2 separate regions of the Homo sapiens genome follow, and region 2 is linked to region 1. Evidence: chromatin loops called from intact Hi-C (ENCODE). Cell type or tissue: A673. All regions are shown on one strand. Each heading gives the region's core, and the rest is flanking DNA. Links, peaks and the distances in the headings are about the cores only.

Evidence for each region. Hi-C counts contacts between places; a loop is a spot of excess contacts. Peaks named below come from ENCODE experiments on the same cell type or tissue, not always from the same donor. Only the 100,000 strongest peaks of a DNase experiment are listed, where the experiment ranks them.
Region 2: it touches region 1 in a loop (7-fold over the local background); 4 of 110 quality-filtered maps call a loop at or near these places.

Annotation. Positions count from the first base shown.
Region 1 is chr9:13,084,836-13,093,314 of GRCh38, reverse strand. No RefSeq gene overlaps it. Among named protein-coding and RNA genes, the nearest start is that of SNORD137, 120 kb to the right of the region's middle. In A673, for the core only: CTCF peaks have their summits at 4,159 and 4,361 (motif pointing right); a DNase peak (open chromatin) is centred at 4,394.
Region 2 is chr9:14,425,390-14,433,868 of GRCh38, reverse strand. It overlaps a transcript of NFIB not described here. Among named protein-coding and RNA genes, the nearest start is that of TRH-GTG1-6, 4.4 kb to the left of the region's middle. In A673, for the core only: a CTCF peak has its summit at 4,884 (motif pointing right); a DNase peak (open chromatin) is centred at 4,928; H3K4me3 peaks cover 314 bases.

The DNA of each region.
Region 1 (8,479 bases), core at 279-8,278:
AGTCACCTCTTTCATGTTTCATATCTTTTTTACTTAGACCTTTTATTTTTCTTGTCCTTGTCCTTGATTGCCTTGATTGTCATCTTCATGCTTTCTGGGTTCCCTCTTCAGGGCTGGCACATCTGTCTGATGGTGTTCAGGACATGCTACCCCATGTATGGCACCTTGACATATTGAATATTTTAAGCTGAAAGCATTTGAGAAACAGCGAATGTGGGGAAGACTTTCTGACTTTCCTCTGAAGCAGGTCATACAGGACCCTCATGTGAAAGGTTTTCTCCCTTTATCTGGAGGAAATGAGAATCCTTATTTCCAAAGACAGAGCATCGCCAAGAGGAATCTAAATGAACAGGTCGTCCTCAGTTTCCCCCAGTTTACTACTCTTAGCTCATACCCCCTTTCTGTCCTATCACAGTTTCCCGTAACTCTCCCCTTGTTCATCAGACCTACTATAATCAAATCTAGTTGTTGTGTCACATAGAGCTTATATTAAATAAATGTGTAGACATTTCTTTGTTTATTTGCATTTTGTTACAGGGAGCCCAGCTGAGAACATAGAAGGACAGAAAGAAAAGATATTTTTCCTCCCTTCCATATCCAAAACACCAACTCTCACCTAGTGCCCAATTACTGCATACTGCATGCCTTACAGTTTCTTTTTTCTTTTTTCTTTTTTTTTGTTGTTGTTGTTGAGATCGAGTCTCACTCTGCTGGCCAGGTTCGAATTCAGTGGCACAATCTCGGCTCACTGTAACCTCCGCCTCCCAGCTTCAAGTGATTCTCCTGCCTCAGCCTCCCAAGTAGCTGGGATTATAGGTGTGTACCACCATGCCCGGCTAATTTTTGTATTTTTAGTAAAGACAAGGTTTCGCCATGTTGGCCAGGCTGGTCTCAAACTCCTGACTTTAAGTGATCCACCCACGTCTGCCTCCCAAAGTGCTGGGATTACAGGTGTGAGCCACCATGCCTGGCCTACATGCTTTACATTTTCAAGTGTGGTCCGCCTGCCCTGCATTTGTCATTGTTATCGTCTGCCCACGCTTTGAATGAAATGCACCTGGGCTTTATCTGAGTTTCCCCTCCTGCTTGCCAAGCCTTTGTCTGGATTTGGCGGGCAGTTTGCCGTGGCGCCCTGTGCTTTCCACTGACCAAGCTGCCCCTCTTCCCTGATGGGTCCCCTCCTGTTTCACTGGCCACACCTCTCCAGTGCTTTATCAGATGGGTTCTATCACTCCCAAATATTTAACTCCCAACATGGGTTAAAATTTTATAGTTGAATGAGACAATTAAGCACTACTAATGTATTCTGATAAAATGAAGTTACATGGAAAAACTAGTGTGTGTGACGCGCTAGATGCTAATGTTTGAGGAAAGCTAGGCTTAATCAGAGCAGGGTGATGAGCAAAACACTTAAGATTTTGAAGAAAATTGTTGGCCATGTTCAGATGCTTTAGAAATGAAAAGTACAGGTCTTTTATGCATCCTGATTTTACTTCCAAATGTGTGGTTTTTATTTTCTTTGCGCTCCATGTATCACTGACAAAACTGGCTTAGACCAGTTGTTTAATCATGCCACTCCTGGCTCAAATGTGTCTTAGGCACCCCACTGCTTAGAAAAAACAAGTCCACATTTTACTTAGTACTAGAGGCACCTACAACTTAGCTTCTAATGCTCCAGTCTAATTCCTCATTTTTGTTCTAAAGAAGCTCTAGCTCCTTCATTCATTTTGCCATTTTCCAAACAAGATTGGCATATACTGGCCTCATAGTTTCGTTTAAACTTACCGTTTTCTGGGATGACCTTTTCCTCAACATATTCCTGGTTTATTCATTCTTCAAGGCTGAGCTCAGACTCCTTATCCTTCAGAAAGTTTTATGTCAAATGAGCTAATAGGTGTTAAAGTGTATCTTGTCGAAAGTACCTGGAATATAATGAACATATAAAAATAGTAGCTATTATTAATCAGAGTTCATCTTTCTTTTTGCGCTCATAAATTTTTATCTCTGGAACAGTATTTTTCAAATGTTTTATATTACTTATTAAAAAACAAAAATCTATGCTCCAAAAATAAAGTGTTGGAACACTGGTTTAAACACAGTTAAAGAAATTTGTTTTGACAGACTTATCAGAATGTCAAATATAGCAATATATCGTAAATCTTCACTGGGGAACAAAAATATCGAGAGAGATTCAAGCTCCAAGGAATACATTTTTGGGAAACACAGCTATACCACACCAACTCTGAACTGATAGAATTATTTAGCCCCAGAAGGACTGGGGCTCCTTCGGCTTTTTACTTCCATAATGTGTAACAGATGTGTCACAGAGCAGGCTATAATAGTTTTTTTTTCTTTTTAAGTTAGCATGTTGTATAGTATATTTTTCCTACGGAAACTGGACAGGAGTTGAAAGCAAGAAAGGGTCAAGAGGATGTGTTTATTATTTTTGAGGAGTTAACTGAGTTTCGAGTGGTGAAAAGAAAAACCTCTGTGTATTGTCCAACATGCAGGAAGCATGGAGCTGGAGAGGGAAATATTGGGTCAGCTTTTGGCAAATCCACTAAGTTACAACGAAATAATTTAGTTGATATTGGAAGGTTAGAGTGTAAAGTACAAGCCAGTCCTCTCATGGTCAAATATGTTTCTAAGTTGGCTGTTCTTACTCATTAAGTTCTTGTACATGGGTGTATTTTTATATTCCAATTACCTGTTATCTTTCTAGCTTGTTAAATTTGACCAAAACATTGATTATATATACTTCGAGCCAAGAATGCTATCATTCCAAACTCCTTAATAGGCTTAAGAAGTTTTGATTTTCAATACAATTTAAAAATTTATATTACTGAAGAATTTAATACAACCCCCTAATTTTATAGATGAGCCATCTTTAATGTTACCAATAATCTATGGTGAAACTGGGACTAAAACTCAGGTTTTCTGATAATAAGTGACTTTTAATTTAAGACAAGTATTTGAAAATGTTGGTTTTTTTCAAGAATCCAATACTTAAATAATTTATAAAAGTAGCTTATCATGTTAGCTTAATTGAAGGAAATTAAACAAGCATTAATCTTGTACATTTGAAGTTGGTGAAAGGAGATGAATGAATAGTAGCAAATTATTACCATTAATTTATTGAGCTGTACTCTGAAAGTTCCGACATTAAACCATTAGAATATATATAGAGAGAATATATATTAGAATACATATATAGTTCAGACATTAAACCATTAGAATATATATATATTCTAATGTATACAAATTTCTAGCAAGAAGCTACCTGAAATATTTTTCAGCTTCAACTCTTTCCTTAACAGAGTAGGAAAGTGTGGATGAACAATTTGCTTAGCAAGTATTAAAGTTCACTGATTATTACATCATATCTGTGATTTGGAGCTCAGTTAAGTTTTATCTGTTCTCCCCATAGCAATATCAGGCAAATTACCATATCAGTTTATTATTGTGCCAGCTACTAAATCTTGTGACAACTACATAGAAACAAGACTAAACATAAAAGATATTTTGATTACAATTGTGTTTACTGTTGATACAATTCTCTATACAAGCTTGATTAAATGTTTATGTTTGTATAATAGTGATTGTAATATCAAGTTACCAGGCAGAGCCATTTTGTGGATAATTTAATATTTTGTGCACTTAGAAAAGCATGTGTACATTGTATAGTCAATTGGCATATATATGGTTATAAAGCACATTCAGTAAATGGAAGTGCATTGCAAATGGATAAATTTAGATTAGTGATGAACATCATTAAAATGTTTTTATAAGAAGATGCAAGTTCCATTTATAAGGAAATTTTAGTAATAAAAAAGTAAGGATTACCCTACACGTTTTAGAGAAGTAAGTGTAGCAGATGAAATAGCTTACACCCACATTAAAACATGTGGAACACCCCAGGAGCATCAGCCATTTAGATTTCAACAACCAGTGCTCATCTGTGCACGCACAGTGCAACAGTGACACCACCGGGCCAGCTTTCTCAGACTTCTGGGGCTTTTCAAGGTGTTAAAAGGGAACTAGATGCTCACAAGAAATGCAAGAGATTGGGGGAAATGTGCAGACGATTAAAAACTCTGCTTTTAAATTATTGGGGGGGAAAAGAATCTTTCCAGCAATACTTTTAAAGTGCTGGTTCTGTGTTTGATGTGTTTTCCTCATTGACCTGAGTAAACAGAGAAAAAATCCGATGATCATTATGACTGATGAAGTAAACGTGGCTGTTCCTGATACTTCAGGCAATGTTGTCACTTGGTTGAACACCTTCCCATTTGGTTAAAATTCTCCAGGGAAAAATAAACCCACAAGAGAACACATGAAAGCCAGGAAACACCTTAATCTTCTTCTGGAATCCAAACACTAGAGGGCAGTAGAGTCCATGCTACTTCTGCTTTGTTCTCCTTTATCCGTTACCCTCCCCGCGCTCAACCCGCCCCTCCAGCTCCCACCCTGTCCTCCCCCTGATACCGCATCTTTCTCATTTCTTCTGAGTAGCTCTAAGAACTTTTCAGAAAAAGTAAAAGTTCCAGTACTTTTACTTCCAAAGTACTGGAGCATTACATTTTCTCAGAAACTTGTACAAAAGTAGAAAGTAAGATACAACTTTTTCCAGATTTGAGGATGTGGTTATATTCTTTTTGCTTCCATGAAAATTAGCTGTTTTTTAAAGTACATGTTTTGGGCAAAAAGAAGGGTATCGCACAGGCTTTAGTGGTTATTGAAAAAATTAACATCAAGCACTAAATCAATGAATTCTTAAGTCAACTCTTAAGGAATGCCTCCATTTGTAAAAATCCAACTTAAGGTGGGAAAATATAAAAGTGAAAAAGCCAGGCTCTTTGTATTCAGAACAAAACAACAAAAAAAAGAATTCTATATGAAGAACGTAAAATAATAGCTACAGGAAGTACTCAACACTTCTTAGAAGCCTGGCTTTTCATTGATATTACTATTTAGTATCATTGCTGGAATTTCGAAGAGAATAATGACCTTTTTAAATACATTTTTCCCCCGATTTTCTTTTTCTTTCTGTCCTCTAACATAAAGTTTTTATTTCTGGGTAAATGAAATATTTGGTTGAATTTTTTTTTTGATGTAAGTTTAAATGGATTTTGAGAGTGCTTATTTTGTGTTTTATTCAATAAAGTTATGTTGTAATACTTCACTGATAAAAGTAAAATCAGGCCGGGCGCGGTGGCTCACGCCAGCACTTTGGGAGGCCGAGGCAGGCGGATCACGAGGTCAGGAGATCGCGACCATCCTGGCTAACACGGTGAAACCCCGTCTCTACTAAAAAAATACAAAAAAAAATTAGCTGGGCATGGTGGCGGGCCCCTGTAGTCCCAGCTACTCGGGAGGCTGAGGCAGGAGAATGGCGTGAACCCAGGAAGCGGATCTTGCAGTGAGCGGAGATCGAGCCACTGCACTCCAGGCTGGGCGACTGAGCGAGACTCTGTCTCAAAGAAAAAAAAGAAAGAAAGAAAGAAAGTAAAATCAGTTTTCAAGTTTCCGTTTCCAACTCAGTGACTGTCACTGCAGCCTTCAGCATTTTGTGCATAAATTTTCCCCTGAAGAATAAAAAGTAACCTTAGCTGGTATCTTTGGCCTTGAAACACTCAGAATTAATTTTTTCTATAAATATAGAAATGCTACTTTTACTTACTGAAGAATGGAATGCTCTGGAGACATCTTGAAGAACTATGAGGCCTCATAATGAGATTTCCTTAGAAAACTCAATTAGACATTGTTAGGCCTTAACCTATATTTTTGAAAGACTATCTATTCGCAATAACAGTGCTGTGCATAGAGTAGATTCTCAATTTTTGAACAACATGAACATCCATTGAGCATATCCAAATTCCAAAAACTATGCTAGGTACACTTATCCCTGCCTGATAGGGGCTAAAAATCTCTAAATTAATAAATAGTGTTGCTAAGTCTAAGATAAATTAAGTTTAACACTCTTATGGTATTTGGCTATTTTTTTGTAAGATCTCCACTGTCCTGACAAAAGTCCTGCCTGACACATACTTATTTTTTTTTCAATGACAGGCATACCTCAGAGATGTTGCAGGTTTGGTTCTGGACAACAACAATAAAGGGAATATTGCAATAAAGTGAATCACGTGAATGTTTTTGGTTTCCCAGTACATATAAGTTACCTTTACATTATGCTGTAGTCTACTGAGTGTGCAAGAGCATTGTGTCTAAAACATGTATATACCTTAATTTTAAAATATGCAATTGCTAAAAAATGCTAACAATCATTTGAGCATTGAGTGAGTTCTAATCTTTTTCTGGTGGAAGGTCTTGCTTCAATACTGATGGCTGCTGACTGATCAGGGTGGTGGTTTCTGAAGCCTGGGATGGCTGTGTCAATTTCTTAAGACAACAATGAAGTTTGCCTTGTTAATTTGACTATTCCTTTCATGAAAGACTTCTCTGTAGCATGTGATACTGTTGGATAGCATTTTAGCCACAGTAGAACTTCTTTCAGGATTGGAGTCAATCTTCTCTAACTCTGCCACTGCTTTATCAACTAAGTGTACATAATGTTCTAAATAACTTGTTGTCATTTTAACAATGTTCACAGTATCTTCACCAGGAGTGGATTCCATCTCAAGAAACTGCTTTCTTTGCTCATCCATAAGAAGCAATCCTCATCCATTCAAGCTTTATCATGAGATTGCAACAATTCAGTCCCATCTTCAGGCTTCACTTCTAATTCTAGTTTTCTCACTATTCCCACCACATCTGCAGTGACTTCCTCCACTGAAGTCTTGAACTTTTGAAATCAACATCTTCCAAAAGAAATTGGAGTTTGGAAGAAACTCCAAATGGTCATATTTTGACTTTCTTCCATGAAGCACAGATGTTCTTAAGGGCATCAAGAATGGTGAATCCTTTCCAGAAGGTTTTCTATTTACTTTTCCCAGATCCATTAGGGAAATCACCATCTGTGTGTGCCTGTAATCCCAGCTTCTTGGGAGGCTGAGGCAGGAGACTCGCTTGAACCTGGGAGGCAGAGGTTGCAGTGAGCCGAGATCGCACCACTGCACTCCAGCCCTGGTGACAGTGCGAGACTCCATCTCAAAAAAAAATAAAAGGAAGAAGAAGAAGAAAGAAATCACTATCTATGGCAACTATAGCCTTACAAATGTATTTTTTTTTTTCAATAAGACTTGAAAGTCAAAATCACCCTTTGATCCATGGGCTACAGAATGATTATTGTGTCAGCAGGCATGAAAACAAACAACATCTCCTTGTACATCTCCATCAGAGCTCTTGGGTGACCAAGTGCCTTGTCACTGAGCAATAATATTTTGAAAAGAAACTTTTTTTTGGAGCAGGTCTCAACAGTGGGCCTAAAATATTCAGTAAACCATGCTATAAACAGATGTGCTGTCATTCAGACTTTGTTGTTTCATTGATGGAGCACAGGCAGAATAGATTTAGTATAATTCATAAGAGCCGTAGGATTCTTGGAATGGTAAATGAGCATTGAGTTCAACTTAAAAGTCACTGGCTGCATTAGCCCCTATGAACAAAATCAGCCTGTCCTTTGAAGCTTTGAAGCCAGGCATTGACTTTTCTCTAGTGAAAGTCCTTGAAGGCCTCTTCTTCTAAGATAAAGCTGTTCCATCTACATTAAAAATCTGTGGTTTAGTGTAGTCACTTTCATCAATGATCTCAGAGCTTCTGGATAATTTGCTGCAGCTTCTACATCAGCACTTCCTGCTTCACCTTGCCCTTTTATGTTATGGAGATGGATTCTTTCCTTAAACCTCACGAACTAACTTCTGCTAGCTTCTAATTTTTCTTCTTACGCTTCCTCATCTGTCTCAGCCTTCACAGAATTGAAGAGTTAGGGTCTTGCTCCGGATTAGGCTTTGGCTTAATGGAATGGTTTGATCTTCTATCCAAAACACTACAACTTTCTCCATATCAGCAATAAAGCTGGTTAGCTCTCTTACCATTCATGTTCACTGGAGTAACAATTTTAATTTCCTTCAAGAACTTTTTCTTTGCATTCACAACTTGGCTAACTGGTGCAAGAGACTAAGCTTTTGGCCTGTCTTAGTTATCAACATGCCTTCCTCACTCAGCCTAATCATTTCTAGCTTTTGATTTTTTAATTTATATTTGTTTTTATTTTAATTTCTTTTTAAAGACAAGGTCTCACTATGTTTCCCAAGCTGGCATGCAGTGGCTGTTCACGGGCGCAATCATAGCACACTGCAGCCTTGGACTCATGGTCTCCAGTGATCCTCCTGCCTCAGCCTTCTGAGTAGCTGGGACTACAGGATGTGCCACCTCTCCTGTCTAGCTTTTTATTTAAAGTGAGAGACACACAACTCTTCTTTTCACTTGAACACTTAGAGGCCATTGTAGGGTTCCTATTTGGCCTAATTTCAATAGTGTTGTCTCAAGGGATGGAACAGCCTGAGAAGAGGGAGCGAGA
Region 2 (8,479 bases), core at 110-8,109, 1.3 Mb before region 1:
CCAGACATGCAATCATGAAAATCAATAAAACAGAAAGCATTATGAATATTTTCAACTTCAGGGAGATGACATATGCAGAGTGACTTTATTAATGCACTAATCCTGTTGCAAGTGTGTTGTGTGTGGGGTTTTTTATTTGCACTGATGGGTAATATGATAAAACTGGAGTGTAGTGGGCATGTAATTATTATTAATTACAACTACTTAAGTTCTGCTTTGAGCAGACTCGTCAAGTCTGCTTGCTTTTGAGCCTTGCCAGGGCTATACAGTAATAACAACCCTGAATTATTTGGAAAGATGTCAGCAGTAGATGTGGAAATCCTGTTTAACCAGGCATGAATTGTTGTTGGGAGGGTTTTTTCAGGATGACAGAGAGAAAATGAACTGTCCCTTATCAGTAATTGCAGGAAACATTTTGTTTCTATGATATGAACTGGCTGTAATTTAACTTTCCTGCATCATTGGATAATGTAAGAAGCCAGTTGTTGCTCAAAACGAAAATCTCTGAAGTGGGCATTTGGGTCTGATAAAGGGCATATTATAAGTAGACAATGGGGCTCAAACAATAAATAATGTCCATATATGGCAAAAAAATTTTTAATGACATTTTCCAAAAGACTGGGGTTTGTATTGTAAGTGGTTAAATGTCGAATTAATGTGAGAAACACAGCTTTAATGGGCCTTTCTCCAGGACTTAAAAACATGGACAATACAGCCTGAAAATGTCAACTGTAAGTATGTTATAATGAGGTTTTACTGCTCCAAAATTATACCCCACTATGTTTTAAATAAGGGGTCACCAGAAGGTGTTTTTTAATGCCCCTAACCCCTGTCTCACAGACAGCCTAGCAAAAATTCATATTTGTTATTTATGTAATACTAAAAATATTTTCAAATAAAAATATGTGCACAAACTAGAAACAGAATCTATCAAGTTCTTTCAGAGCCAGCAAATTCTTAGAAGTAATATTCTAGAAAAACTGCAATAAATATCTCTTCTCCCTTTCCAAGAAAAGATCAGTCTCTGATTATGGACCCAAAAATATTGGCCTCATAGCATTATGAAGTAAGTAAAATGTGCTTATGTCCTCTTTCAATACCCACTTTCAAGACTATTTTCTACTCTGAGGTCTCCTCTTCCTAAATATGGCAAATTCCCCAGTCCTCACCCCTTGCCCCTTATCCCCCACAAATTGTGCTTTCCCTTCTCCAAAGAGTTTAACCTAGGCTTTGCCTCAAGTCTGCAAGTCCTTCTCAGCTGCCTGGTACTAATACTGTTTCAAGAAGACAGCTGAATTGCAATTGTTCTTACATTAAAACAGAATAAGCCCATCTATGGTTATTTGTATTAAGAGGCTGAAAGTGCAATGAATTTCTCATTTGAAGAAGGAGATTGTGTTGGTCAGAATTCAATGGTCACAAGCTAAAGAAACAACATGTACTGATTTAGAGAGAACCATGTACCCAGGAATGGGTGTAGCAGGGGCTTAAGAAACAATTGGAACTAGGGAATAAAAGATGACCAGAACCAACTATCTCCATCTCACCCCATATTTCTTTCTGAATGTTGCCTTTATTCTCTGAGACTGACTTCTACATGGCAAGAAACATGGCAGCCAGCAGCAACTCCTGCCTTTTATATCTGAAGCATTGTCTCCAGCAGGAGATTACCTTAGTTACTGCTCAAAAAATACTAGGGAAGGATCTTATTGGCTTACCTTTGGTCAGGTGTCCATCACTGGACCAATCAACTGTGTACATGGGGAGAGATATATGTAGCATACAAGAGAGCCTCTCCATTGTCTTGAGGCCAGTCTCACAGTAAGAGCATTGCTAGCCCCAGAGACACCTCAGTTGTCTCCCTCAGAAGCTTTTCCCACTGCATGAGTCAGGCACACCATTTGGTGGCTACTTCCACCAACCCATGAGTTCAGTTGCCAAACTACTAACAAATTTACTGCCTTGTTTAAAAGAAAAGCAGTGGGGGAGGGGAAGTCAGAATATGACAATCAATCTGGACTCAACTTTCTGCATAGGGACACAGGGCAACTGCTTGGACCAGGGGAGCACTTCCTGTTTTCTCTCCTCTGTCTCACCAAGAGAGGCCTTTTTCCCCTGGATGACAGTGCTCCCAACTTAGCTAGGAAAGAGCACAAAACCTTCCTGACTCTACCAAATAAATCAACTTGAATTTGGGCAAGTTATCTAAGCTCTCACAGTAAAAAAAAAAAAAAACAAAACAAAAAATGGTGGAGAGAGGGGAGATGATATTACCTTGATAATTAAAAGAATAATATACAAACAAACAGAAGCCACTTAGAACAGGAGCACATGGTAGAAATGCAACACTGGTGCCTGGCAGGCATGCAACAAATCATATTTCTTCTTACTATTTTAAGGCTGCCTTGTGCACTCACCCACCATCCAGCCTCCATTGATAGACTCTCTAGAGTGAGTTTTCCATTAGCAAAAGGACTCTTTACCATTGACTTCAGAAGTTTTTTTTTAAAAAATGTGATTAAGTAGACTACAATCCAGGGGTAGAAGAAGAGTCAGGATCTACTGAGTGGCCAGATCCATGTCCAAGTTTGCAGTCCTGGTTCACTCTTCATGAGGTTATTGTGACTGAGTGTCATAATAACCAATGGTTGTTTTCATCAACAAAGAGTTTGCTGACATTGGGTTTCCTTCTTGCTGTTGTTAAAATGTGTTTTTACTCTAAAACCAACACAACATTGAGTTAGTTTTCAGAAATGTTAAAGCCCAAGTTATGAGAGAAAATTCTAATTTTGAATTACATTGAGAAATTATCTGCTTTTAAATTTTGTAGAATCATTTGAGAAATATCTCAAAGGCCCCATTATTTCCATGCCCATATTGTCTATATTTTATACCAAACGTAATACCTGTTCATGAAACATCAGGGAGACTATGATATAATCTTACAAAAACTGTCTCTCCAAAATGTCAATTATAAAGCATTTCAGGGCCGGACGTGGTGGCTCACACCTGTAATTCCAGCACTTTGGGAGGCCGAGGTGGCTGGATCACTTGAGGTCATGAGTTCAAGACCAGCCTGGCCAAAATGACAAAACCCCCTCTCTACGAAAAATAAAAAAATTAGCCAGGCAAGATGGTGAGTGCCTGTCATCCCAGCTACTTGGGAGGCGGAGGCATGAGACTCACTTGAACCTGGGAGGCAGAGGTTGCAGTAAGCTGAGATCGTGCCACTGCACTCCAGCCTGGGTGACAGGATGAGGCTGTGTCTCAAATAAATAAATAAATAAATAAATAGCATTTCAGGGAAAAGGCAAGCCATTCTCAAACTAGATTCCTTGACAAGTCTTTAATGAGGAAACATTAGAAAAAGGACAGAATCCTGATTTTGATCACATGGCTTTGACAACTGTAGTTTTCACCAGTTGCATTGTCATTCCCTGGATCCGTTTATTCAAATTATAACATCATTTGCTCATTGAAAAGTCAGGAAAGCTTTTTTTTTTTCTTTTCTTCCTCAGAGTCAACTACCATGGCAAGAAGAAGTCTTAATTCGCTGTATAATCTGTTATTTTCTGTCCCTCGTGTTGGTGTAGCAGCAGTCAGTGATCTACTAGAGTTTGTTCAAGCAAAAAAAATTTTACCCATGTAACTGTAATTGAGTACCTGAATTAAAAATTCAGAACTACATATGCTTGCTTTATTACCATAAGCTTATGGCTTTACCTAAATGCCTCTTTCTTGCTTGCTCCCTCCAGTATAGTGGGTCAGAGTTATCTTCTTAATCTCCACCATTAACCTATTGAATTGGAAAGGGTTTATATTACAATATTTTCTATGCCTACATTTTAGTGAGCTTTCATAAATAAAGGAAATTAACATTTATTTTCTGATTAAGTCATAAATTGAATTCAAAGTAAATTAGTCATACAATGAATACTCTCTTATTTAAAAACCAACATCTATTCCCAAATTATGAAGAATAAGTGGTTTTTTTCCAATAAAAATATGCCAATGCATAGAAAATAATTTATTACATCAGAATCTGAATGGATGGAATTCACTTTCAGGGAGTACTGCTGGCCAGAGAGGTTGTTGCTGCAGGCCCCATGGTAGCAGTGGTGGGGAGGCGGCGCTCCTAAGGTGCAGGACACTGGAGCAGCAGTGGACCCAGAGTGTCAGCTGGTGGTGGCTTTGCGAAAAGAAAGTGCTTACCCACCAACAGCTGCTGCAATTTCATCCACAGGATCCGAGAATTGAGGGATGATGAAGGGACTATTTCTTCCCTCTGTAGCTCAGCCATAGGAAGCATGAGACATTGACAATTCTGCCGGTGCTCCTAACTGTTATGTTATCACTTAACTAGTAACATCACCCTTAAAAGCTGAAGATCTGTGGCAAGGCCTGGAAATGTGGGCCTTGCAGGGAGGAAAATTCTGACAAAAGCTAAATCTGAGACAAAGCTTTTCTAAAGAGACCTGGATTCAGATCCTGCCTTTGCCACTCTTGACTCCTTGACTTTGGACTTGACCTCTTTGTACTTTGGTTTCTTAGCAAACCGGAGAGATTATGTGAATTAGGTAAGGGGATGTATATCTGGTGTGAATCCTGATGACCAGTACTCCCCTTCCCTTCCTTTCCTTTCCAGAGCCATAATCTTTGTTCTATGTTCTTTGTACGGACTTCCCAGCATACCAAAGTCAACCAAAAATAAACATGCCTTGGGTTGTGCCACTCTGATTGGCAGCAGCTGTAAGACGTGCATGTCTTCACCTAAGCTCTGTCATTTGATTGCAGGTCATGCGGCCCCTAGAATGGTGAACTTGTGTGTTCCAGTCCCTCTGATAATAAGCAAAGAGCCAGGCAGGGAGGTCCCGGTCAAGACGCGCCGGGATAAGCGAAATTGCCACTAGATGGCGCTGCTTTTTGTCGTTCATCAAAGACCAGGGGCTTTTTCTTTCTTTCTGTTTTTTTCTTCCAAGGATTCCTGGCCCAGGGTGTCAGCATCCAGTATCCTAATCTTACCAGACGTCTCTGTTTTCTGAAGGGAGGTCCTATTTTCAGTGTATTATCAAGATCAGAGGACCAGACTCCACCTGCAATCTGGGGGAATTACCTCAACAGTGTTGTCTTTATCCAGAGGTGATTTTAAAAGAATATACTGTATTTGAATGTCAACGTTCAAAGGCTTTGAGGCAGAAAATTCCATTTCAAAAGAAAGTGTGATTAATGAAGCCACATAAATCCTGTAGAGGCTGGAGCAATTTCAGAAATCACACCATGCAAATCAAAGAAGCAGGTTTTTCTACATCCTCTCTCACTTTCTCTTGTTCTTATTTCTGCACCATCTCAACCTTTCCTTCCCTCTTTCTCTTTTGCAGTTTCTTGAATGCACGTCCCCCCAATCTCCAAAACATAAGGGAACTTGATCAGAAATCCTAGATACAGCTAGCTTCAGGCTCCGACCTGAGCCATTTCTCCTCATTCTTCCCCCAGGAGATTCAAAGAGAGTTGAGGCTGTAGCATTCAACTCACACACCTCACTACTTGCTTATAAAATGGATTCAAATTCTGGAACTCCACTTGGTCCAGTCTTAACAAGATGTTTTCCTTAAAGAAAAAGCTAGGCCAGGCACGGTGGCTCATACCTGTAATCCCAGCACTTTGGGAGGCTGAAGTGGGAGGATTACTTGAGCCCAGGAATTTGAGGCCAACTTGGGCAACATGGTGAAACCCCATCTCTACAAAAAATATAAAAATTAGCGAGGTACGGTGGCATATGCCTGTAGTCCCAGCTACTCAGGAAGCTGAGGTGGGAGGATCACCTGAGCCTGGGGAGGTCGAGGCTGCAGTGAGCCGTGATCACACCGCTGTATTCTGGCCTGAGTGACAGAGTGAGATCCTGCCAAAAAAAAAAAAAAAAAAAAAAAAAAACAACTGAATTAAAGAATAATGTAGATCTGTACCTTTTCTAGAAGAAGTGGCAGGGGAATTTTAGAGACTGCCCCACAAAGAAAGTTACCCAAAAATCCCCTTTAGGCATTTCTTTGTCTATTTCAAATTTCCTGCTTATACCAGCTGCTAAGTGTGCCACCGACTCTCCTCTGGGTTCTCCAACCAGTCACTCTTCTATTAGCCTTCTCCACTCCTGCATCCTGTTCACATTCCCCGTCCCATCCATAAACATAAGCTCTCTATTCCTTGTGCTAGGAGTCCCCTCAGCACCCTGGAGAGGGTGATTGCCTTGGCCCAGTCTATGTGGGCTTCCAAGCTGAGCTCCTTATCCAGAGTAACAATGTATCAAGTTGTGTAGTGTAGCATAGTGGAGTGTAGTCCAGTGATTGAGCACATGAACTCTGGTGACTGATTCCTGTGTTTAAATTTAAGCTCCACCAATTACCTGCTTGATGACTTTAGGAAAGTTACTTGGCCCCTCTGTACCTCAGTTTATCCTCATGTAAAATGTAGATAATAATAGTATCTGCCTAAAGGGTTGTCACGTGGACTGAATAAGCTAATATAGGCAAAGCACTTAGAAGAGTATCTGGTCCAGAGAAAGCACAATACAAATATTCACTATGAGTATTATTATTATTACTATTATTACCATTATTGTATGCCACACATAAAGATGAGTAAAGAGAGTATAAGAATGAACAATGTATTATCTTTGCCTCCATAGAGCTGTCAGGCTAATGGAAGAAACTGTTAAGTCAATCGGCACTTGCAATCCATCATGATAAGATTATGAAAAAGAAAGCTACAAGTATGATAAGAGTACACATATGCATTTAACCCTTAGTTGGGAATCTAGAGAAGACTTCTTTTTGGCACTGAGACCTGAAAGGGGCCATGGAGTAGTCCCTTTCCAGAGACAGCTACCAAAACACACATCTTTTCTGGCTTTTGTGGGAAGGACACAAGCAGAAAAGAGGGAATCTTCTTCATATTTCTGCTGGATCTCAGTATGGCTCCAGTGCAGTGAGGTCTGAAGGGAACTCAGCACCATTTTACAACTTGAGAGCTTTGCATCTTCAGGAGCTGTCAGAGGTTCCCCAGGCAGGGAAGTAGGACTGTTCCTGAGCGATGTGATATGGGAGGGGCCCATATCAAAGCAGTCAGAGAAGGAGGATACAAATGGATTTATTTCTGAATGTCCTCCTGGGTGCTCCTGGAAATATTCTGGCATGTTCAGCTAGAGGAATGGTTGGAGGAAGGGCAGAAGTTTGGTAGGCTTGATGAGCTGGTTGGGACAGAAAAATATAAAGACTTACAAACATTGGGAAAGTAAGTTTTTCCTTTTTTCTGCTTTTAAAGATTCATAAGATATACAGTTTGATCAGTTAGCAAACATATATTACATGTCCGCATTGTATGAAGCACCATAAAACATGAAGATACAACAATGAAAGCGAAGGTTCTCAATGAGCTTGCAGTCTATAGGAGAAAATAGACATGCAAATCAGTTCACTTATAATCCAACAAAATGTGTCATCATAAAAGTATGAGAAAAGCCTCATGGGATCACAGAGGAGAGTATAAAAACTACAAAGCCATGCCACCTGCATCTGGCCTGTAGAGCTCACAGTGGTGGAAGGGCACAGAGTGCAGGATAAAGACAGGGAAAATCATGGAGTGATTAGTAAGATTATCATGCTATGAACAGAGCGCTCTGATTTTTTTTCTTTAAGCCAAGAATTGCCATAGAAATTTAAGAATCTTCTTGAGTGACAGTTTAGGAGGATTTGGGAAAACTCAATGGCAGGACCACTCTTCCATTCTGCCAGCTACCTCCATCTCCAACGCATTTCCAAAAAAGGCAGAGTAAAAAGAAAGTAATTGAATAGAGATGGAAGAGGTAAGGAAAAGAAGAAAGGACATAGACCTATGAAGAAAGGTAGCTGTCATCAAACTCTCCAAGGAAGACTCGTTTTTCTTCCTTTAGTCAAAAGGAATCCATAGGTGAGGTTCCCCCTAGAGCATCTACTGAGGTGCAGAGCCTAAGTGTATTTCATTCATTCATTCAACTATCATTTATTGAATGCATATTATATTAAGGTGCTACTCTATGTGTTGGGAGAAAGATGAATGAAACTAGGTCTCTGTAGTGAAGTAGCCCATGGTCCAATCAATCAATAATCACAGTACCACACTTCTGGGTTTGCTGTGGCAATCCTGCAGTTTGAGGGAAAACAAATACCTCGAGATTAAGTGGTCCCATCTAAGCTTCAGTGGATAGCAAAAAAAAAAAAAAAAAAAAAAAATTATGTAGCAATGCTGAAATTTCAATCACACTAAAATTCATACATGCAGAGAAAATATAGTTTCTTATATATGTTTCCTTATATATGTCTCAATCATCTGTGCCCCTTTTCCCCAGATCTCTACAACAGGGCATCAAGTGCACAGCTGGGCAAGCAGCAGGGCTCACATGATCTTGTAGAGGATGGAGTGAGTGGTCAGAGACCACACAGTGCCCCTG